Regions from separate parts of the Homo sapiens genome. Here all the other regions are linked to region 4. A link is a contact called in ENCODE Hi-C or POLR2A ChIA-PET data. All regions are on one chromosome and are shown on one strand. Each heading gives the region's core, a stretch centred on a gene start or an enhancer-like site at or near the end of the contact. The rest is flanking DNA. Distances are from core to core; before and after follow the strand shown.

Region 1 (3,254 bases), core at 371-2,870, 540 kb after region 4:
GAACATGTGGCCTAAGAGGGACAGAAGCCAGAGAGTTCCAGAATACACTGAGTCCCAGGGGCTGGCAAGGACCCCAGTGAGGACCTGCTCAATTGCGGAGTCCCTGAGGCCAAGGGTGACAAAGGTGGCTTCCTGCAAAGGGCCCCCAGGCCAGCTGGGACCCCCATGCTCCAGCCCTGTTTGCTGGGCAGAACTGTGGGCTGCTATGCCCTGGTGTTAGGGATCTTGCAGATGAGGGGGAAGGAAGACAGCATTAAAAAATTCCATCCAATCGCTTGAGCCCAAGAGTTAGAGGCTGCGTGATTCATGATAGCACCACTGCACTTCAGCAGCCTGGGTGACAGAGCGAGACCCAGTCTCTAAAAAAAAAAAAAAAAAAAAAAAAAAATCCCATTCCGAGGAACCTCCCGTCCTAAGCTCAGACTTGGCCATTTAGTCGCTGCCCCCCACCAGGGATGGGGAAGCTAAAATGGAATTCCTCCTGTGAAGATAGAGCAGTCACAGGAGTACCCAAAAGGCAAGTGGTGCCCAAGGCCACACAGGGCAGGAGGGACCCCGACTCCAGCAGCTTCCGCACCCTCTCAGAGCAGCCCGCAGTGGAGCCTCAAGACTCCCCACTCCCTCTGCCAGGGCTGACGGTCGGCAGCGTCCAGCAGCTGTGGGAGCCACCCCGCCATTCCCCAGGAGAAGGGTCTTCACCCATCCAGGAGAAGGGGTGCCCAGTCAAACTGCCCTGGGGCTCTAACTGCCCTGCCAGTCCTCCCGTGGCTGGGGGCAGATGACGTCACCCCCTCTGCACCTGCATTTCCACAGCAGCAATGCCCAGCACTCAGCGTTACCGGTCAGATCCAGACATAGCCTGGCACCCGCAAAAGGCCCTCTGCGTGGCCATCTGGAGTTTGCCAAGACTTCTCAAGGTGGTTACACTCCTTTCCAAAGCACTTTTGGGCTGGAGACCTCGTTACACAGCCCAGGACTCTGGGGAAGAGCAAGACTGCCAGGGTCATCCCATTTCCCACTGGACAGGCCCAGGCCCAGAGAGGGGAGTGGCTTCAGGGAAACACCCCGCAAGCTGGAGGCAGGACTTGGGGGACCCAGCCCCCGCTTCCTTCCCACACCAGCCTCCATGTGGAGAAGGGGTGACGGGCCCCACACGGCCTCCCCAGGGCAGCGTCAGGTCTTGCTGTGGCCGCTCGAGGTCTCCGTGCCTCCCACCAGTCTTTCTGGGGCAGCTCCCCCCCTCCTCCTGGGCAGCCCTCCCCGCAGTTGCTGATTCTTTGCGAGCCACCCAGGGGCTTGGGCGGCCAGGACCACTCAGACCAGACCCCCCCGGCCCGAGGCTTAGGGAGGGTGCCGGAGCTCCCCGGGGACTGCTGGAGTCCGGGCTGGGCTTTCAGGGCCCCCGCAGGGGTCCGGGCCCCAGGGGAAGGCGAGGCGCGGGTGGCCCTGCGGTTCGGAGGTGGGGTTGGGGGCGCACGTGGCCGTACTGCCCGTGCGGTCGTGTCAGGCCCCGCCGCGCCCCGGTCCCAGCACGTTCGTCCGCCGCGCAGGGAACAAAGCGTCCTGCGCATTCCTGCGCGCTGACTCATGGCCGGCACGTAGCGCGCCGCCGCCCCTGCTTTGCCCAAAATTGGTCGGGAGGCGAGGGCGGGCCGAGCGCCGCCGCCTGCAGGTCCGCCGCGGCTGCTCGCGCTCGGGCCCCCAGCCCGAGGATTTCCCAAACACGTCGGAGAGGGAGAGGCAGCTGCAGGAACCGCCCGGCCGTGGGGCCCGTGGCGGGGGGCGAATCCCTGCCGGGGGGCCCCTCTTCTCTTTCAGCCTCATTTTCTCCATCTGCCGAGGGGGCATTTGCCAGGCACGGCTGTAAGGACTTGGTATGAGTTATCTCACCTAAGTCGCACACCTACCCCGAGGAAGGTGCTATTAGCATCACCATTTTAGATGTGGAAACTGAGGCACAAGGCGGTTCCAGGCAGGGAATGAGACATGGACACTGACTTGCTTGAGGTGAGGTGCTAGTCAGCTGCAGAGCAAGGATTTGAACCCGGGCTGTAAGGTTTCAGAATCTACATGTGTCCCCTCAAGTGAGCTGCGCAGCCTGTGGCCCGCAGGGTTCCAGGCTCCCTGCCCTTTGGTGGTTGAGACTGGTCCGTGGGGCTCCGGGATGCGTCCCTTTCTAAGCCTCCATTCTCTTACCCATCAAGTAGGTGCCGGCAGAAGGGGGCCCCCCAGGGGTTGTTGGGAAAATCACAAGTGAGGATCCAAGTATTACTGTCTGGTGGAAGGAAGAGGGAAAGGGTTTAACAAACCTGCGTCCCCAGCACCCTCCGGTGATACGGGCAACACCAAAGTATAGAGAAGGGCGAGCTAAGCCCCGCCGGGCAGGGCCATACTGGGATGGGCCTCCTTAGGGCAGCCAGGCGACTTCCGAGCTGTGAGCTGCCTGTCCCCCACAGGGTAAGCACTTGTCAGAGCTGGAAAATGAGGTAGTGGGAGGGGCCCTGCCCAGGATGTCTCTGCCAGCCTTTCCCCTTTCGCCCTTGCAGCCTGGTTTCAGAGACCGTGGAGTTCTTTGGAGCTGTGGGGTGCTGGGCTCATCAGAGGTCCTCTGACCCTGAGTTTGCAGGAATGAGGCAGCCAGCAGATGGCCTTGTTCTCAGATGCCAAGACAGACTGGGCTGTGGCGTCACCCACCTGGGGCCCTTCTGAGAGTCCAAAGGAACCCACCCCACGCCCACTGGCTGGAGACCACCTGGCCTAGGCCTCAACAGAACAGATGCAAGGCCACTGCCCCCACCCTCACCTTTTCCTCTGACTCCACTTTGAACTCAGGAAAAGGTCAGGTCCTCCGCTTGGTATTCAAGATCCTTGTGGTCTGGCCTCAACCTCCTCTCTTACCACGGAATCCCTCAGGCTGTTCACTCCCTATCCTGGGGTACTTCATGCCCTTTCAGGCCTACCGGCCTTTGCCTGGGCCATCCCTCTACCAGGAATGCGCGCTCCACCTCCACAGCCTCGCTCAAAGTCTCTTTGGCTAGAATGCCCTCCCGAGTCTCCAGGCAGAGGCATCCCTCATTCCTCCGGGGTTCTGCAGGTCCATATTTGTCCCTCCCTTTTGGCCAACAAAGAGCCAAGCACGGAAAGGCCCTACACACTCCCAGCTCCCTCTCCCAGGCAAATAGTGATGCCTTTGGGGTACCTTTCCCCAAATCCCAGCTGGGCCAGAGATCCACAGCCCCAGCCCTGGGCCTGAC
Region 2 (3,046 bases), core at 547-3,046, 660 kb after region 4:
ATCAGCACCTCTGGCTGGGCCACACTGTCCCTCTTCCACTGTTGAACCCTCTGGCCCATTAGCCTCCCTGCCATCAGTAATCTGTCCCTCTCTGAACTTTAGCCACACTCAACTGCTTTTGGTTCTGGAATCCACACACCTCTTGACTCTGGGCCTTTGAACATGCCATTTCATCTAAATCCCCTTCCCAATGCCAGTTCCTCCTACCAAGCTTAGCTGAGGCAGCACCAGTCCAGGCACCTTCCCTGACTCAAGTCCAAGATGAGTGCTGCCCCATCATTCATTCCCACGACAGCCCCCAGCTCCTCCTCCGATCAGCACAGCTTTGATCTATAATCGCCTATTTGCTGGCCTGTTCTCCCCAGGAGCCTCTAAGTTCCTTAAGAGTAGAGACTGTGTCCGTGTGGCTCTAGGGCAGCCCCAATGCTTGGTATAAGAACTTAACAGGTGCTCACCGAATCTTCCTGGAATGAACGAGTGCAGGACCTGCGCTGAACACTTTCCATACCTTTCCTCATGCCTGACAGAAGTTCATGAGATGGATGCTACTATTCCATGGTGTAGTCCAGGAAGACAAGGCTTCAGAGGCTGAAAATTTGCCCGAGGTCACACAGCTGGCAAACTGTAGAAAATGGATTCCAACAGCAGTCTGTGCACCTCAAAGGGATCTCTTTTCACCATCTCTACCCTCCTTCCCAAGTCATTTTCTCTCTCTGACCTTGTTTTCTCATCTGTACAATGGGAACAAAAATCGTGCCCAACACAGAGCCTGGCACTAAAGGTTCTCAGTAAATATTTGTGCATCCTCTCCCAATCTCTGAGGCTTATTTAGGACGCATTTTCCTGGGCCAAAACTTCGTGCATGCACATGTTCACAGAAACAGGTGCAGAGCTCGACGAAGCACATCTTCAGCACGGGGGACTCAGTAGGCGCTTAACCAATATGTGCCGGGCAGAGGAGCATTAGTTTAGCAAAGGCTGACGAGTACCCAGACAAAAAGCCACAATAGTGACTCAGGCACATGAACCCTCCCCCTGCCCCAAGTTCCCTGTCAATTATCCTCCGCCACCACTCCCCTTCCTCTAGCCCAAGGCGCGGGAAATATTTAAAACAATTTTATTCATGAAAATATGCTGTACAATGCACTCTACACAGCCTCGACACGGCACACACGCACACGCACACTCTGACGGCACGGCCACGGTACACTGCCTACGATACGCGCCGGGGACGCCGCGCCCACCGCCCGTCCCGGCCGGACACTTATAAATATGGGAGAAGGGCCAGAACTGGCGCGGAGAAAGGGGCGTCGGGGTTGGGGGTGGACGGGGCTGAGGCCCGCTGCAGAAGCTGAGACCAGTACTAGGGGGTGGGGGCGGTTGAAGAGAGGGACTGACTCCGACGGGGGAGGGGAGAAGCGAGGGCCGGCAGGGATGGGAGGGGGAGACTGAACTGTGGGGGTGGCGGTCGTCGGAGGGCGATTTGGGGGTGGAGGGCTGCTCAGGGTGGATGGATATAGGTAGGTGTGAGTTTTCCGCAGAGGGTTGCTGGCTTCGGGTGGGTGAGACTAAGACCAGTGGGAAAGTGTGTCAAGTGGGAATCAGATCCGTGTTTGGGGTGGGCGCGGGGTCACGGCTAGGCCTCCGCAAATGAAACTGAAGATTTGTAAACGCTCCCTGGCCCATCTCCTAGTTGGCTTCCCCGACCACCGTCCACACCAGGCGGCCCACCCCGCTCCTCCCTACTCCCAGCCAGCCTGGAATTCAGCCTCCTCTCCCAGGCTTCCTGCCCAGGAGAAGGGGGTGGATCTCAGGAGTGTGGGCAGGAGCAGTGGGGTGCCCCGGCCCCTCCCTCCCCTTCCCCGGCGGCCGGCCTCCGAGAGGGGTCCCTAGCTGGGCTGGGGCCGCCTCCTGGGGAGCTAGAGTCGGGGGCAGGGACCCGGGAATCAGGATGGGAAGACAGAGGCCCCCTGGGGACGGGACGGGGCGCCCGGAGGCGGGAGGCGGCCCTCAGCCCGGCACCCAGCTCTGGTTGGGGGGCGGGGCCCCGGCCAGGCCCGGCGGCGGCGGAGGCAGGGCCGAATCGAAGTTGAAGTCCATTTCGTCGCTGTCCATGAAGTCGTTGAGGATGATGGACTCCACGTCGCACTCGAGGCTCCCGCTGAACATGTCGAGGTCCAGGTCGGCCGGGAAGCGGTCGGGCGCGGCGCCCAGCGGCCCGGCGGCGGCGGCAGCGTAGGGCCCCGGCAGAGCGTCCAGCAGGAGGCCGCCGGGCGGGCCCCCGAAGGCGGCGGCGTGGCCCGGCGGTGCCAGGCCCGCGGCGCCCGCCTCGCCGGGCAGCGTCATAAGGCTGATGGGGTGGGCTAAGGCACTGCGCGAGGGCGCGGGCGGCGCGTACGGGGCCGCCCCTTTGCCGGGGTAGGCGGCGGCTGCGCCCGCCAGCGCCAGCTCCCCCGGCGCACCCAGCACCGGGCCGGGCCTGGGCGCGGGCCCGCGGCCCGTACGCGTCCTGCGCGCCGTCCAGCAGGCCCTCGGGCAGCCCCGCGCCGCCGCCGCCGTGCAGGCCCAGCGGGCCTCCCAGCTCGGCCAGGCGGGGCAGCTCACCCGGACAGCGCGAGCCCAGCGCCGGCGACAGCGCGCTGGCGGGGCTTGGGTACATGAGCGGCGATGATGGCGCCAGGGCCTCCAGGGCCTCGTCGTCCTCCAGCTCGGCCGCCTCCCCGAGCAGGGGTCTCCCGCCGCCGCGGAAGTCGGCCCAAGCCTCGTAGTCGTCGCTGGCGTGCGAGGCGGGGCTGGCGGCCCACTTGGCTGCGGCAGGCACCGGCCCCGGGGCGGGCGCACTCGGGGAGCTGTCGTCCGGGCTTCGCTCGGGCGCCTGCAGCTGCTTCTTCTTGCTCGCCTTGCCCTTGATGCGCAGGAACTTGGCCCCGTTGTCCATGGACACGGCCCTGCGCCGCGGGGTCTTCCCTGTCTTTCCGCCCTCGGGGTTCAGCATCCACCACGAACTCTTGCCGGTGCCCTCGTTCTGCACGCGGATGAAACGGGT
Region 3 (3,151 bases), core at 6-2,505, 800 kb after region 4:
ATGAGCACTTACAACACTGTGCTCTCATTAGCTATTGACATAATAGTTTCCCCAAATATGGGCTCCTTAGATTTAGGCTCTAATTATCCTTGTAACCTCAGGGCTCTTCATGAGACAGGTACTCCCCAAAACGCCATGGAATGAAAGTTTAAATTAGACAACAGGGATGCAGATCAGAACCTGGATAGATTCTGACCATTTCCATTTCTCAAGAATGGGCAGACGGATACTGACACCAATACCAGGATACAAGGAGGCGGCCCCCCTTCAGTCCAAAGCTCTAAGACCTATTCTAGAGGCAAGGCAAGTAATCCAGGCTCAGCTGCCCCATCTGCTGCTCCAGCCTTGCTTAAGTGGACTTCCCTCCAAGGAACATTGTTCACAGAAGGATCATTAACAAGACATTCCTGTGTGACCTGAGGATTGCCATGTTCTAAATGATGCCCACACCCACTCCACATCCAGCTCAGCAGAGGTCTCGGGATTTATATTGCACTGTATTTTCAAGCAGCCAAAACAGAAGTCAAGACGTCAGTTTCCTAAGCTGCTAAAATGATGTGGTGGTTAAACCAATTGTGTGCCAGGCGCAGTGGCTCACGCCTGTAGTCCCAGCGCTTTGGGAGGCTGACGCAGGAGGATCACTTGAGCCCAGTAATTTGAGGTTACAGTGAGCTATGATGGCGCCACTGCACTCCGACCTTGGGGACAAAGTGAGGCTCCATCTCTAACAAAACAAAAATAGAATTGTGTAGCCAACATGGCTGGTGGGCCTGGAAGAATGAGCCTGTGCATTGTACCTGGCCCATCACGGGCTCAGTGCGTACTCGTTGAAGGGATCACCACAGGGAGGACCGAGGACGCTGACACTCCCTAGGGCATCCAAGCACCAACTCATCTCTCACCTACCCTCCGGGTGCAGTGCTATCGTGTTGGAGAAGAGGCCCCTGGGTGGCTGTGCGAAGTAACTCGCCCAAGGTCACCACACGGCCAGCCACTAGCCCGGCGGGAGTCGCCCGAGGCGAGGCCCACGTCAGCCGGTCTTGGGGGCCCGACCGGTGGCTCCTCCACCAGCCCCACGCGGCCTCAGAGCGGGCTACTGGCGTCCTCGAGATTCGAACCCGAGTCCTCGGCCTCGTCCCCGCCCTCGCGCCCTCTCAGGCCTCAGTTTTCCCATCTACAGGACGCAGACCGGAGAGCTGGTCCGGGCGCCAACTGGGCCCCCGGACCCGGGTCGGCAGGCCGGCGGGGTACGGCCGGGCCGGGTTCCCGCGCGCCCTCCCTCCTCCAGCGCGCCGCCCCGCCCCCCGCGCGAGCCCAACGGCCGAGGCGCGCGCCACCTCGCAGCGGGAGGCGCGGGGGAGGGGCCGGGGGAGCCCCCGCCCCGCCCCCCGCCTCAGCCGCCACCGCCAGCTCGGTGGAGCCCCCCGCCGCCCGCCCGCCGCTCTCCCGAGCCGCCCGCCCGCCCCCTTCCCGCGTCTCCGCTCCCTCCCTGCGCAGCGGAAACATGGCGGCGGGAAGAGAGTGAGCCGCCCCGCGCCCCCGCCGCGCCCTCAGGTAAGCGCCTCGCGGCCGCCTCCGCCCGCCTAAGAGCTCGTGCCCTGAGGGGCCGCCTGGGGCCAGAAGGCGGTGGCGGGACCTGCGCAGCCGCTGCGCCTGCTCCCCCGGGCCGGGGTCAGCCTGTCCGTCTGTCTGGCCGGCCTGCCAGTCTGTGGTCCGCGCGGGGCTGGGCCCTTTCTCGGCCGTGTCAGCCCGGCCCCGAGCCCGGAGGCCGGCTCTGCATCTGCGGTCGGGCGGGCGGGGCCCACGGTCCGGTCGCGGCCCTGACGCCGCCAGGACTGCCCGGGGGCCCCGGCACGGGAAACCCAAGGCCGGGGGCCCTTTGGAGGGTCGGCGTGGGGGCGGTCCGTATAGGTCGCCGTGTCTGGCCGGCGGGGCCGGGTGGGCCGGGGCAGGCTGGCTGGGGGCCGAGGGCCGGGCGGCGGCGCGACCCCGTCTGCGCGGGTCAGTCGGTCCCCTCCGGCGCCAGAGGTGGGAATGCCTGTGATTCTGGCTGGCCGGGTCCCGGTTCGGGGAAGGCAGAGACAGAGGTCGACGGGGCGGCGTGGCCCCCACCGAGAGCTGGGGCGCCTAGGGCCCGGAGCTGTCAGCAGCGTCCTGGGGGCTGGGCCCCGGCTGGCCGACTCACGTGTGCCGCCTGCCCCAGTGCCCCGCCGGAAACGGGCAGGGAGAGCGGCCCCGCACCGAAGTGAGCCACAGCGGCCCTGGGGGCCAGACACGTGGGCACAGTTGTGTGCCAGCCCGAGAGCATCGAAAGTGGTATCCAGCCGATGGGTGAACCCCGGAATATCTCCTGACTGGAAGAGAATTTAAAAGTCATCTAGGGGCGCTTTCTCCCATCCCATGCCAAAGTGACTTTGAAAATCCCCAAATCCCCCCGATAATTTGACGAGCCCGTTTGGAACCTCTTCCAGTGATCCGAAGCGAATCTCTTTAAAGGAAACCCATTCTGTTCCTGGACACATTTGGTTATAAGTTGAAAGAAACAGCTGGCTCCCATCCTTCCTAGTTCTTTTCCCTTATGGGAAGCTGTTAAGATATCTGAAGATAGTAATCATGTCCCCTGAGTCTTCACTTCCACTTTCTTCAGTTGTCTCTCATCTGCTGTGGTTCTCTAAACTGTCCTCTGGATGAGCTTTAGTTTCCCCCATCCCCTTAAAGGAGAGTTTCTTAAAAGTGATCCTGGAGACAAAACGTAGTAAGTTTCTCTAAGAAACAGCCCCAAGGATTGACCTGCTTAAATCAAAAGTACTCTAGATTCCCTTCCTCATTTCTGTACTGTATTTTGAACTTAAAAAAAAAAAAAAAAGAAAACATTTAGTAGTGTTTGTTCAAACAAACTAAAAGACATCTTATTTTGTGGAAATTTGGGGGTTTCCTTCCTTTTAAAAAATGTCTATAAACACTTTATCAAATGTTGCTAACTAATGTACATCAAAATGTTTTGTTGAAGTGTAATGTGCCAGGCAAATAGAATAGCTCTTTTTTTTTTTTTAAACTCTGAAAAGGATTGAGACCTAGTTTAGTGCCAAACTGCAATTTTAATATTTGGTTGCAGAGGGAAATGCTTTATTACATTGAACTCTTTGCTCTA
Region 4 (3,152 bases), core at 511-3,010:
GTGATTCTTGTGCCTCAGCCTCCCGAGTAGCTGGGATAACAGGCGCCTGCCACCTTACCCGGCTAATTTTTGTATTTTTAGTAGAGAAGGGGTTTCACCATGCTGGCCAGGCTGGTTGTGAACTCCTGGCCTCAAGTGATCCACCCACCTAGGCCTCCCGAAGTGCTGGGATTACAGGCTGAGCCACTGCGCCTGGCCTAAAGAGGTAATTTTTAAATCCAGATTTCACAAACTCTTTGTGCAAAATGGGTCCCACAGCTTCCTTCATTATAACTGCTCTTCACTGCTTGTTAGCGGCCTGTGAAAATTTGATTGAATTAATTCAAACGTTGCTAACAAAACGAGTCCTATTCACCCATGCTGTTCTGCCCGCTGTGGCCAGACCCATCACAGCCGCTCACTGACTGGCTCTTCAGGTCACTGTAGGTGGTCAAGCCCATGCCTCGCATCCCGACTGCTGTACGCCCCATTGCTAGCCCCTGTTGTCAAATTCAGGAATAGTTCTATGTATCTGTGCCACATGCTGACCCTGTCTCTGGAGGTAGCTGCCACTGCTTCTTCCCGAGTAGCAAACTCAACATCTGCTTTGCCGGTCACTCTTCCATCTGGGCCCATCTCAATGTGGACTCTCACCAGGTTGGAAGGAGAGAAGAGGTTGTAAATGTCGCTCTTGGTCGCTTTGCATGGCAGCCCCTCATGCAGAGGCAGTGGCCGGTGGTGCTATGCCCTGTGAACTCACTGTCGCCATATTTGTGGTCATACATTCCGGAGAGACAGTAGCTGAGGTTCCCCCACACCCCCCACCAAGCAGCTCCGTGGTGCAGAGGCCGCTATGCTCCTCGTGGCCCCGCATCCTGCGCCTGCCTGCTTCACGATGCCAGGGTAGCTCCCGGAAGCCCGGGCCAGTCACAGGGGTCCGGGGCAGCACGGATATGAGTCTCAGGGGGACCTGAGTCCGACCTAACTTCCTCCTGGCTGCTCTTGAACACCTCCATGTCTCTGTGCCCTGTCCTCTCCTTGGGCTTTCCGAGAGCCTCTCAGCTAACTCCTGCGAGGCCAACTCTTGGGATTTCCAACACTGAGAAGAACTGAATGATTTCTTCTTTGTGCATCCAGATGAGAGTCCTCAAAGTTCGAGCGCGAAGCCGTAGTTGGCGCTGCCCGCACTGTTGGGACCGCCGTGCTTCCTTCAACACCCAACTCACCTCGGTTCTGTGGGACTTGAACACCGCAATGCGCCAGTGTCCCATGCTTTCCCGGTCTTTTTCCAGGGCCATTTTTACGTCCTCTTCTGATCCAAGTTCAGCAAAAGCCTCACCACTCTGCCTACCCCTCTCCGGTGTAGATGGAACTCGCCTGAGCCCAATGGGGCATGGTGCAGTTGGAGAGGACGTCCTGCGCATCCTCGACAGATCAGGGCCAGGGCGGGCCATGGAGCCTGACCACAAAGCCCTCCCCTCCCTCAGGGCCCAGCAGCATGGACTCTTGATGGGGTGGGTGTCAGGTGAGTGGGGTGTGGCTTTTTTGTGGCACAGAGTCGGGCAGAACTGGTTTCTGTTGCTATCAAGCAAGCATGGCTGGCAGCCAAGGGTCCCCAAATTCCACTGAAGCGCGACCACGCAGAGGGCTCCGGGGAATGTCCAGGTGCTTCTTTTTGTTCTCAACCTGCATCAGAAGTCCACCTGGCCTGGGGCGAATGCCTTCCGTGAGGTCTGAAGGCCCCGGCCTGATATGCGCGTGTTTGGCTGGAAGCAGCGAATCCAGGCCCTGGGACCAGGTGACGGTGTTCCCACGGCCTCCTCCTGGCACTCCAGCAGCCTCCTTAGATGTTATCCGTATTACTTTTATCTATGAAAAATGGAGGCCCAGAGAGATTGTTACTGTTAGAACTGTTTATGTTATAGACAGAAAACTAAATTCCAACAACAAAGGGAATTGATTGGTTCACATAACTGAAGCGTATAGAGGTCTATCAGCTTCAGGTGTTGTTTGATCCAGTTGTTCACTGCCCAGCAGTATAACCAACGTTCTGCTTCTTTTCCCATTCTGCTTTCCTCAGTATTCCTTCACTGCCTGGCAATCTCATCTCTATCCAAGTGGTCACATTATCATGGATTTATCATCAATCTATCATTGGTAGGATCTACTACAGGCAGAGGAATCTTTTCTTTGCCAGAAGCCGTTTGCAAGTGTGTTTCAAATCCCTTTGCTCTGATTGGGTTTCATGACTGCCTTTAAACTAACTTCTGTAGCCAGGTGGATGGGATAGAAACAATGGCTTTAAGACAATCAGGCCCAACTCCTGGAGTCTGGGGTCAGGTGAACAACCTTAATACCATATAGGTTAGAATGGAGAAAAAGTGGTTTCCCAAATTTTTTGGGGGGTGGGGGTTCCAATGGTGGGAGAATAAAGAAATGGATACTGGGAAGGCTGACAGCAGGTGTCCAAGGGCAATGACTTATCCAAGGTCAAGCTGCTGGTCATGGATAAGCTGTGACTGAAATCCAGCTCTCCTCACTCAACGTTTGCAGATGGATGGTTATATAATTCCACTTAAGGTACGTGTTTCACAATAGCCATCCAAACAGAACCATGGATTTGCTTGCTTACATTCTGTTTATTCTTCAAATATGTACAAAAATATGTACAAAAACACACTTTGTCATTTAGTCACAGTGATGAAGACAATTGTCTGAGTTAATTAATTTTGAATCTCATTAAAGCATGAAGGCTTTCAGGAGAAATTCAGATTTTAGAGAATGAGAGCTATCATTTAAATAAGTGTCCGCCAGTCTTACCAGGGTCTTGGCAGTGTTCTGGAATGTATTTCAGAACAGGAATAAATTTTTTTGATAGCCTATATGAGATGCCTCCAGCCTGGATTTTCATCTCTCTGGTCAAAAGATTTGTTAATGTCCTGTATTGGGATCCTTTCTCTTACTCACGAATTATGGAGGCAGAGAAACAGAAAAGAAGGCATAGCCCTCCAGGAACTCCATGTTTGGTGGGAGAGGCAGATAACAAAGCAGGTAGGTGAAATACCATGACAGTGAGTGGGTGGGAAACTCAGGTGCCTTGAGAACACAGAGGAAGGCAGAATGTTGGGATCAGGGAAGAGCCAGGGAAGGCTTTCTCAAGTGGGCTGGATGGG
Region 5 (3,098 bases), core at 451-2,950, 810 kb before region 4:
GGATGTGATCTTAATTCACGCCACCATCCCATCCCCCACCCCCTGCCCTGCTCCCATCTGACCTACAGCTACAGTATCTCTACGCAATGAGCTATTCAGCCTCCACTCACTTCCGAAACTGCTATTCTGAGAACCTATAATTTACCAAGTTCCAGCTCTACCCGGGGCTGGATGCTAGGTCAATGTAAGAGCAAAAGGATTTAGGATTATGATTACCACTCAGTTTGTGATACAGTGTACTGAAACAGACCGTGAACTCCAGAAATTGTCATACAATGCAGAAGGTTAAGTTCAGGGGACAGGGGCAGGAACTGTGCCTTAGTCACCTTTGTACCCACTCCTCAGTGTCTAACACAGCACCTGGCACATTATTAACATTTTTTTAAAGCTCGAATCAAGTGCTAAGCTGTGGACTAAGGACCATATATGAATCATCTAATTTCACTTCACATCATCCTTATTTTAGAGATGAGAAAGCTGAGGCTCAGAGAAATTAAGTATCTTGCCCAAGGGCACACAGCAAGTAAGTGGCAGAACTGGGGCCTATGCCCATCACTTCAAAGTCAGTGCTTTTAACCATTATACTATTACTGAAGGAAAAAAGGAGAGAAGACGGGAAGGAAGGAAATAAAAACAGTACCACTGAAGTTCACATGATACAGATGTATCTCCCTGATGAAATCAGGGCTGAGAAGTTTCAAGGAGGAGTAGGTATTTGACCTAAGGTTTGCAGGATGGGTAAGACTGGGACTTGCAGAGATAAAGAGGCAACTACCTACTGAGAAGACAGTGCAGCTGAAGTACAGAGGCACTTTCATATCACACTGCAGAGATCTGGGGGGAAAAGGGGTCTATTGGGCTTTGTCTTCCTGGTGGCTCAGCTGCACAGAGAGAAGCAACGGTGGAAGGGGCTGAGAAGTGGAGGAGGGGCCAGGTCTAAGAAGTTAAGAGCCAAGAAGATGGGGCTAGTGATCACAGATGATGAAGGTGAAGCGCCTAGGTTAAAGGCAAGGGGCCAAGCCATAGTGCGGTATGGAGGTCCGAAGTTACAGGTCTTTGGGGCCAAGTCAAGGGCTGCAGGGAGGAAGAGGAGAGAGGAGCTATGAAAGACCAAGAGCAAGGTGCTAACAGGGTAATTGTACAGGGAAGCTAGATAACGGGTCAGAGATACAGGAGGACCAAGGAAGTCAGAGGGTCGCAGGAGACGGTCAGGGAAGAGGAAGCAAAGGCTGCCAGAAGTGTCACAGGCCAGGGCCCAAGAGCTGAGTTGTGTGTTGCGGGGCGGGGAGAAGCCAATGGCGGAGGTCCAAGGGTACAAGAGCTGGTTTCAGAGATTGCCGGCGGGCTTGGGGCCAGAGAGGTGGGAGAGGAGGAGGGGCTGATCCTAAACGTATGGTCAGCGGCAGGAAGGCTGTATACTCAAACCCAACAGAAGGGCCGGGGAATGGGTTGGGGACAGCCACCTGGCTGCGTGGGCCGGGGGCCAGGGCGAGGGTCGCGGCGGAGGGACCACAAGGCCCCTTGGCTTCCCACTCGGTCCAGGGAGCAAAGCAGCAGCATCCAGATCCTCGGTGAGAGGGAAGTGGCCGTGTACAGAGTTTCCCGCGAAGTCGTGTCCGCCTCCCCCCGCGACCTCGGGCCCAACCCGGACCCACCTCGCTCCCGCCGCTCGATCAGGGACAGCGCCGCCTCTGTAGGCGAGGGAAGGAGCTGGAGCCGGAGCCGGAACCCAGGAAGGATCCGCCCTACTACTCCAGGATTGGTTTCTTGGGATAATTCTTTATTTCCATTGGCTACCATGACTGCCACAACGCAAGCGACCTGGCAGGACCACCAATAAGCTTTGACCGCTGGCGTGGCATGCTGGGAGTTGTAGTCCTAAGGAAGCGCGTAGACTCAGAGAAAACTTGCGAAGTTTAGGATGGAGCTGAAGAGACTGGGTTCCGTCCTACGGTGGGATTTCTTTCCGTGCTCGCGCGTTCAGCCCCAAGTCTCAGGGCCACTCGTCTGGGAAGTTGTAGAATCTGTATAGCCAACCTACACAACCTCCAAGGGGGCAAGTACTCAAATTTCCTTCTTTACTTTGAGTTGGTAATCCTTGACCGTCCTGTAGACGTCCAACGAAGCCTAGAGTCTGGCACCTCACTCAAGGTTTATAACTTAAAATCAAAGGAGGGTAGAGCTGGAAGGGAGTTTAAAGATAAAATAACCCAATCTCCTTATCGGAGAAGCTAAAAGTACCCTGTTCAAGGATCAACCTCCAGGTCTTCCAGCCCCCCTGAGCAGGGATTTTCCCGGGTTCCGCGTGCATCCCTAATTAAGCCTGACACGTGTTCGTCAATCCAGACACAACAAGATCACCAAAGTATCCAGGACTAGGTCTTTTTTTTCAGGTTTTATTTTTTAAAATAATAAAAGGCTAATGAAATACGTAAACTACAGGCTTCTCGTATCTGCACAATGTTTCAGTGCAAAGAACAAGGAGCATTGCCTTCAGAGCTAGATAAACCAAGTATAAAACTCTGGCTCTACCACCTAGCCATTTGGAGTACCAACTCCCTCCCCCATAAAATCCCTGGCAGAATTACTGTGAGGATATTATATATACATACATATATTCTCATGCATGTGTATGTGTATACATATATACATATATATGTATGTATGTTTTATATAGTTGTAAGGTTATAATACATACATATATTGAGGTTATTTCTTGATGACATTAATATTCAAATCAGTAGACTGATATGTATGTACATATATACATGTATAATACACATACATGTGTATATACATATACTAATGTATACATGTGTATATACATGCATACATGTGTGAATATGTATTATACATACATATGTATATATGTGTATACATATACACGTGCATACATGCTAAATACATATACATATATATACACCTATGTAGTACAGATATGTATATACACATACATGTATACATGTGTATATGTGTATGTATGCATATGTGTGTGTATATTATATGTATATTCATGTATGTATGTGTATATGTATGCATGTATTCTGCCTCCACAAGCTGACAATGTGAGTTAGTTTTAAGATTGGGATATTCAGGAA
Region 6 (2,976 bases), core at 289-2,788, 920 kb before region 4:
GACTTTGATCAGACCTTTGGACTGGGGGTCCTTCCCTTCACTGTGTCTCAAGTAAGGCACTGGTCTAGAGGAAATAAGGTGAAGTCAGATGATAGCAATACCACTACCAGTGCAGTGGCACATGCCTGCACTCCCAGCTACTACGGAGGCTAAGGTGGGAGGATCACTTGAGCCCAGGAGTTTGAGACCAGCATTTATTTATTTACTAACAGACTAAATAAATAAACCAACAATACCACCAACCAGTAAATGAGAACTTCCATGCTAAACACTTCATGAGCTTATCTGGAAATTGCACCTCTCCTGATAGCAATGAGATTGGTGTGGGAATTCCATTTACTCATAAGAAGACAGCCTCGGCCGGGCTCAGTGGCTCACGCCTGTAATCCCAGTACTTTGGGAGGCGAGGTGGGTGGATCACGAGGTCAAGAGTTCAAGACCAGCCTGGCCAAAATGGTGAAACCCCGTCTCTACTAAAAATAAAAATAATTAGCCAGGGGTGATAGCGGGCGCCTGTAATCCCAGCTACTCGGGAGGCTGAGGCAGAGAACTGCTTGAATCCGGGAGGCGGAGGTTACAGTGAGCCGAGATCGTGCCGCTGCACTCCAGCCTGGGCGACAGAGCGAGACTCTGTCTGAGAAAAAAAAAAATTAAAGAAAAAAACGAAAACAGCCTCACTGGCCAGGAACTCGCCCAGGATCGCGGCCGGGCCAGTATACAGTTGAGCTGGTTCAAACCCGAGGTCTATCATGTCCTTAATGTCCTATCATGTCAGTCAGTTAGCCTGCCTTTCATATTTTCCACACTTACAGGTCACCATAGACTCACCTGAACTGTGAGAAGTAGAGGAAGGCGTCCCAGAGGAGGTGATTTTAAAGCCCAGGTTTGAGATGGGTATGCATTTCCAGGCAAGAGAGCCCGGCCGGTGCAAAAGCAAGGCTTGGCTCACAAACGGGAATGTGGGGGGTGGAGACAGGGAAGGGAGAAGTCAATCCCTGGGCAAGACCTCCTGGAGTCTCTCTAACAAATAAATACTACTTTCCATGCAGTAGACGCTGTTCTAAACACTTTACAAATATTAACTCACTTGGTCTTTCTACAACCCTACGAGGTGGTACTGTTACTATCCCTAGTGCACCGAAGTCACCCAGCGGCCGAGTGAGAACTCCAGTCCAGCTTTCCACCCGCTACTCCGCGCATCCCAGCTTGCCTTACAGCCGGGTACCGGCTCCACCATTTTGCTAGAGAAGGCCGCGGAGGCTCAGAGAGGTGCGCACACTTGCCCTGAGTCACACAGCGAATGCCCTCCGCGGTCCCAACGCAGAGAGAACGAGCCGATCGGCAGCCTGAGCGAGGCAGTGGTTAGGGGGGGCCCCGGCCCCGGCCACTCCCCTCACCCCCTCCCCGCAGAGCGCCGCCCAGGACAGGCTGGGCCCCAGGCCCCGCCCCGAGGTCCTGCCCACACACCCCTGACACACCGGCGTCGCCAGCCAATGGCCGGGGTCCTATAAACGCTACGGTCCGCGCGCTCTCTGGCAAGAGGCAAGAGGTAGCAACAGCGAGCGTGCCGGTCGCTAGTCGCGGGTCCCCGAGTGAGCACGCCAGGGAGCAGGAGACCAAACGACGGGGGTCGGAGTCAGAGTCGCAGTGGGAGTCCCCGGACCGGAGCACGAGCCTGAGCGGGAGAGCGCCGCTCGCACGCCCGTCGCCACCCGCGTACCCGGCGCAGCCAGAGCCACCAGCGCAGCGCTGCCATGGAGCCCAGCAGCAAGGTGAGTCGCGCGCCCGCGGGCCCTCCCGCCAGGAACAAAGGCGCAGACTCCTGCCCGCCTTACGCCGGCCAGGGCCTCCCCCGCCGCCCCGCTGCGCTGTGCGCCCGGGGCGGGCCGCGCGCCTCTCCGAGCCTGGCTCGGTGCGGGTCCCGAGCGCAGCGCCCCGCCGGGCCGCTGGCCGCAGTGGGGATGGGCTTCGGATCTAGCGGGCCGGAGGGCGCCGCGTGCGTAGTTGGCGCCGGCACTGAGCACATGGCCTCCTTCCGGGGGCGCCGCGCCGTCCACGCGGCCCTGCTGGGGCTGGGGACACAGGGCCCGGGAGCGGCACGTCGCACACGACCTCGGCAGCAGCAGCCCAGCCTCGGCCCCTCCCGGTGCGGGGGAGGGGGCCCGAGCGCGGCGCCCATTGGCTGAGCGGGCCGAGCCCCCGGCCCGGCCCCGGCCCCGGCGCGCGGAGGAGTCAGGAGCCGCCCCCGCTCTCCGTCTGCTCCCCTAGCCCGGACGCCCCTGTAGGTGGGCGGCCTGGTGCGAGGTGTCCCACCGGCCTCCCCTACTCCTCCCGCCAGTCCCCCGCGGTGACGAGGCCGAGGCCGAGGGGAGGGCACTTTTCTCCAGGCCCGGGCTCGAACGCGGGGGTTGAGATGAACCTCCGGTCTCGGAGGCTCTCCTTTGCGAGGAGTGCAGGCCCCAAAGCTTTGGCCCAGTCTCGCGGAGATGTGTTCCGCGGAGGCAGGTTTACCCTCGGGGCCAGGCGGGGAGCGCAACCGGAGGGGCGGGGGATCTGGGGGCCAGGAAAGAGCCCCAGGCTGAAGTCTAGCGGGAAGCGCGCACGCCACGGGGTTGGGGAATGAGGGATGGGGACTCTGGGGACCAACAACTCCCTAGATAGGATTTCTTTTTTTCTGTGTAAGTGGGCTTGTCCTGCAGGGCATCTTTGTAGCGTCCGCAGAGCGATTTCTTTTCAACAAATTGTTTGTGGAGCCCCTCCTGTGTGTAGGGCATTGTTTCTTTCCACCTCCTTTCCTCCCCCTAGTCTACAATATTTTCAAGTCCCCTTTTTCTTTTGAAACGGTCCCTCTTTATCTATTATACTTTGATTTTTCCATCTCGTCAGCTGGGAGGGCACCTGGATGGCCCTTGTTTTCTTAGCTGGGACGCGGGGGTAGCACTGAATTTTGAACTGCCCTTCCTACTGGCTGTGGAG
Region 7 (3,402 bases), core at 837-3,336, 640 kb before region 4:
TGCCCATTTGTTGTCCATTCCACATTGTTCTTTTAATCATCTGCTTAGGTCTTCTACAGTAAGCAAGCAAGACAATGCTGAGATGGCACTAAGTACCATACCTGTGAGGCCAAGATTGCTACTGGCATACCCAGTGCTCTGCACCCATGTAACTAGCACTACTAGCCTTGGCAGCCATCTTGAAAATGATGCCCGGCTTACAAGGGAGCCCATGGAATACAGTGCGTCTACTGCACGTTACCACCACCACTCCTACAAACAACCCGAAGGGTAAGTCCTAAAGACGTGTCTGCAGCTTTGCCTTCAAACAGGAAGAAAAATGTCAAGTTACCAGTGACTATGGCCACTCTAATAAGCTACAGCCAGGGATCTAACAGAAATCGACTTAACCAGTTATGATTCTAGGACAAGGAAGAATGAAAAATAAGAACGGAAGAAGGAAAAAAAACCACTTTCTTGTAAATATATTATTTACTGGATGAGCAAATAAAAACAGTTCTCTCTGGTCAAAGCTGTGCTAAGACAAAATTTATCTCAGGTATTAAAATGAAACGTGAAACAAAGGCAATACAACCTCTCGGTAAAGATGACAAAACCTCATATAGTCAAATCCTCTTACCCTAAAACGTTAACAATGTATAAATATCCGATGTCAGTGGATCACATTCTCAAATACCGAGTTCAATAAAGTAGAAAAAGATGACAAGGATAAAAATGTACTGGACCGTAGTTTCCCGTTTACCCTGTTAAGGAATGGCTCATTCACTCCGCTTGCCTTTTGAATTGCTTTGTACTGTGACGAAGCCTTTTAAGTTAGCTTCAAATTAATATTTAGCTGCAAAACAAAGGCATTCTCTAGATCCACTAATCCCTAATCAAGGAAAACAACAACAACAAAAAATCATACTAATACACCAGAGGTAGTAAACGCCTTTCAGAACAGAGCTGTGGATTGGGGCTTCCCAAGCCCCGAGAAGCCGACAGAGCAGGAAGCAAGCAAGAAGGTGGGATGGAGGCTTCAGAGCCCGGCAGCTCACCTGTTGATGAAACCATATCCGTTCCTTACATTGAACCATTTTACTGTTCCCAAAACCTTCGTTGCTGGAAAAGAAAACAAAGCAAAACAAGCCACGATTACCAGCTATCCTTTTCCAAATCCGCCCGGCTTGGGCATCCGGTCCCTCGCACGCCGGCCGCCGCGGCCACCTGACAGCCCTTTCTCTCCACCGCCCGGGTGCGGGGCCACGCAGTCGCCGCCGCCGCCGCACACGTGGGTGAGTCTGAAGCGCGGGGCGCTCCAGGGCAGGCCCGGGGCGCGGGCCCCAGGATGGGTGTGTGCGCAGGCCGCGGACGGAGAGCACGTGAGGGAAGGGGAAGCCGCTCCGGCCTGCGTAGGCGGTGCGCCGCGCCCTCCGAGCACACGCGGAAGGGAGCTGGGTGGGGGTGACGCGAACAACGGCGTGCGGGCCCGAGCGCACGAGGCCGGTCGGCGGGGAGGGGACCCCGTCGCACACGCGGTCGGCGGCGCGCGGCCGCAGGGGGAGGGGCGCGCGGCCGCGCGGGGTCCACAGGGGGCGCGGGAGGCAGTGCGCGCGCGCCTGCCGGGCGGGTCCCCGCGAGAGGGAGTGAGGGGGGGACGGGGGGGATGGGCGGCCGCGCGCCGCGGAGTCGGTGCCCACCGGCCGCGCGCCCGCCGGCTCGCCCAGCTCCGGCTAACGGTTCCGCTGCTGGGCTGCCCGAGGGCCCCACCCCCGTCCCTGTCCGGTCCTCACCGATGACCTTCTTGTCCCCGCCGGCAGGCGCCGCCGATGTGAGGCCGCCCGGGCCACCGCTCCCTGCGCCGCTGCCCGTAGTGCCGGGCTTGGTGTCGGCGGCGCTGAGGGCGGGGGCGGCGGGGGGGGCGGCGGGCGGCTGCTGGGTCTCGGCCTCGCTGCTCATGGTTGCGGTGATGGTGACTGGGGCCGGCTGCGGCAGCTGCGGCTCCTCCCGGGGTGTGATGGTAACTAGGCCGGCGGCGGCGGTGGGGCTGCTCAGGGCTCTCTGGGGTCCGCTCTCCGCTCCCGCTACCGATCGAACTAGCGAGAATGGCGGGACAGGCGGGATAAGCCCTACGAGCGACCCGCCCTAGGCGTTGTTCACTGGCCAGTGGTACTGTCAATCTGCCCACCTGACCCCAATCCCTAGCTTCTATTGGCTAATATTTTATCAGTCCTCCATTCTCATTGGACCTTTGGCGGCTAATTCAGTCGACCTACAACCGTTCCTGCCTCCGCCGGCCGCCATAGAGACCGGAACTAGAATTAGAGTAGTCGGCCACGAAAACCATAGAGTACCCGAGAGGACGGGCAGAAGGAACGTGACTTCCACGAGGCAGCCGCCGGGCTGGCGGGCCCCACGTTCAGGGTTGTGTCTCGGCTGAAAAAAAGGCACGCCCGAACGCTGGGCAGGGATTACCCGGCCGGACCCGGGATTGGAAGGGGGCTCGAAGACGCCTTAGCCCCCCGTGAAGAAAAGGCTTCCCTCCCTCCCAGCTCCAAATACGGTCCCTGTGATCTGAGAACATTACGGCGGGCATAGAGTCGTCTTTTCTTTAATGGCCGTGTAGTCGCGGCACAGCCGAGGGTTTCTGGAATTGCCTTAAACGTATGCGTTTGAAGAGCGTACCCTTTTGTCGGAGCAGTCACCTTGGAGGGACCACGCAGGCTATGGCAGCCCGGGTTCAGCATGTTTAGGGCGAGGGTGTGCTCCATGGGGACCTGCCTTCTGATCCGTTTTACCAGGCATATATTTAAAAAAATGTGTCTTCCTTTCCAAGTATTCACATCTTTTTCTACTGACCACAAATCAGATTTAATTCAACTCACATTTATTGAACAAGCTAGCCTGTTTTGTTTTTTCACTTTATTCCTGCAACAGCCACGTGATAGAGGGATTACTATCCACGTTTCACAAACGATAAAATTGAGGCTGCCACCTGATGTTACTGAAGTCCTCCACCCACCTTCTTTCGTTCTTTTTTAAGCGTCTACTATCGGCTGGGGATGGAATAGTTCGCGAGTCAGTTTCTGCCTTCTGATGGAGGCAGAAATTTAAACAGCCAACACGGTAAATACTCCAGAGCTGCAAAACCACGAAGTATTTTGGGAGTGGAAGCAGGGAGAAGGTGGAGGGCTGACTTTCCGCGCACAGGGTACAGGCGAGAAGAGGTGAGATCTCGGGAAATGCAGTCAAGTAGTTCAGTAAGACTCGAATGTGACATTGGGTTGCAGAGGTGGGCAGTCACTTAGGTATATTTAATTGGAAATATATCCTGAGGGGAAGAGTGAGAAGAGCAATTTTAGAGTCATAAGTAGGGAGGGGCATCTTTTTAAAAATGGCTGCGGAGTGGAGAATGGGTTGCAG

What was found. A loop is a pair of places that touch in the nucleus more often than their neighbours do. ChIA-PET counts read pairs that join two places held with the same protein, here RNA polymerase II (POLR2A). Pooled maps may share reads with other maps.
Region 1: a loop to region 4 is called in a pooled map, with 3 times the contacts of the local background. The contact joins two enhancer-like sites. A Hi-C loop is called at or near these places in 8 of 50 pooled maps.
Region 2: a pooled map shows a loop between it and region 4 (2.6-fold over the local background). The contact joins two enhancer-like sites. A Hi-C loop is called at or near these places in 1 of 50 pooled maps. POLR2A ChIA-PET finds 5 or more read pairs at or near these places in 2 of 52 experiments (PC-9 and activated naive CD4-positive, alpha-beta T cell).
Region 3: a pooled map shows a loop between it and region 4 (5-fold over the local background). The contact joins the promoter of SCMH1-DT here to the enhancer-like site in region 4. A Hi-C loop is called at or near these places in 1 of 37 single-sample maps with no recorded cell type and 7 of 50 pooled maps. POLR2A ChIA-PET finds 5 or more read pairs at or near these places in 1 of 52 experiments (activated B cell).
Region 5: a loop to region 4 is called in a map of B cell, with 13 times the contacts of the local background. The contact joins the promoter of ZNF691 here to the enhancer-like site in region 4. A Hi-C loop is called at or near these places in 3 of 168 maps with a recorded cell type or tissue (B cell, CD8-positive, alpha-beta T cell and naive thymus-derived CD4-positive, alpha-beta T cell), 1 of 37 single-sample maps with no recorded cell type and 8 of 50 pooled maps.
Region 6: a loop to region 4 is called in a map of naive thymus-derived CD4-positive, alpha-beta T cell, with 4 times the contacts of the local background. The contact joins the promoter of SLC2A1 here to the enhancer-like site in region 4. A Hi-C loop is called at or near these places in 1 of 168 maps with a recorded cell type or tissue (naive thymus-derived CD4-positive, alpha-beta T cell), 1 of 37 single-sample maps with no recorded cell type and 8 of 50 pooled maps.
Region 7: a map of B cell shows a loop between it and region 4 (37-fold over the local background). The contact joins the promoter of YBX1 here to the enhancer-like site in region 4. A Hi-C loop is called at or near these places in 6 of 168 maps with a recorded cell type or tissue (B cell, CD4-positive, alpha-beta T cell, CD8-positive, alpha-beta T cell and 3 more), 1 of 37 single-sample maps with no recorded cell type and 13 of 50 pooled maps.

The regions. Positions count from the first base shown.
Region 1 is chr1:41,494,722-41,497,975 of GRCh38, reverse strand. No RefSeq gene overlaps it. Among named protein-coding and RNA genes, the nearest start is that of EDN2, 12 kb to the right of the region's middle. RefSeq lists silencers at 1,370-1,419, 1,560-1,749 and an enhancer at 1,273-1,821. Within about 2 kb of position 1,620, at least 28 of the 41 ENCODE cell types and tissues checked have a DNase peak (open chromatin) inside an H3K27ac peak, as active enhancers do.
Region 2 is chr1:41,381,646-41,384,691 of GRCh38, reverse strand. FOXO6 (forkhead box O6) reads right to left here. Exons shown (of 3, transcript NM_001291281.3): 2 at 2,484-3,046; 3 at 1,102-2,482. The coding sequence ends at 2,011. Among named protein-coding and RNA genes, the nearest start is that of FOXO6-AS1, 7.5 kb to the right of the region's middle. RefSeq lists a silencer at 2,406-2,455. Within about 2 kb of position 1,796, at least 26 of the 41 ENCODE cell types and tissues checked have a DNase peak (open chromatin) inside an H3K27ac peak, as active enhancers do.
Region 3 is chr1:41,240,462-41,243,612 of GRCh38, reverse strand. SCMH1-DT (SCMH1 divergent transcript) reads right to left here and starts at 1,255. Exons shown (of 3, transcript NR_186015.1): 1 at 907-1,255. SCMH1 (Scm polycomb group protein homolog 1) reads left to right here and starts at 1,307. Exons shown (of 16, transcript NM_001394311.1): 1 at 1,307-1,554. RefSeq lists silencers at 997-1,396, 1,437-1,986, 2,087-2,246 and an enhancer at 2,567-2,746.
Region 4 is chr1:42,038,924-42,042,075 of GRCh38, reverse strand. It overlaps the pseudogene HNRNPFP1. Among named protein-coding and RNA genes, the nearest start is that of GUCA2B, 110 kb to the left of the region's middle. Within about 2 kb of position 1,760, at least 2 of the 41 ENCODE cell types and tissues checked have a DNase peak (open chromatin) inside an H3K27ac peak, as active enhancers do.
Region 5 is chr1:42,845,215-42,848,312 of GRCh38, reverse strand. ZNF691 (zinc finger protein 691) reads right to left here and starts at 1,700. Exons shown (of 4, transcript NM_001242739.2): 1 at 1,656-1,700. ZNF691-DT (ZNF691 divergent transcript) reads left to right here and starts at 1,899. Exons shown (of 5, transcript NR_186083.1): 1 at 1,899-2,056. RefSeq lists enhancers at 1,664-1,733, 1,894-2,163.
Region 6 is chr1:42,957,430-42,960,405 of GRCh38, reverse strand. SLC2A1 (solute carrier family 2 member 1) reads left to right here and starts at 1,538. Exons shown (of 10, transcript NM_006516.4): 1 at 1,538-1,772. The coding sequence starts at 1,755. SLC2A1-DT (SLC2A1 divergent transcript) reads right to left here and starts at 1,357. Exons shown (of 4, transcript NR_033967.1): 1 at 829-1,357. RefSeq lists silencers at 1,182-1,365, 1,238-1,647, 1,778-2,417.
Region 7 is chr1:42,681,102-42,684,503 of GRCh38, reverse strand. It overlaps YBX1 (Y-box binding protein 1), which reads right to left and starts at 2,086. Exons shown (of 8, transcript NM_004559.5): 1 at 1,773-2,086; 2 at 1,038-1,101. The coding sequence starts at 1,938. It also overlaps a transcript of PPIH not described here. RefSeq lists silencers at 1,181-1,330, 1,441-1,550, 1,741-1,940 and an enhancer at 2,381-2,430.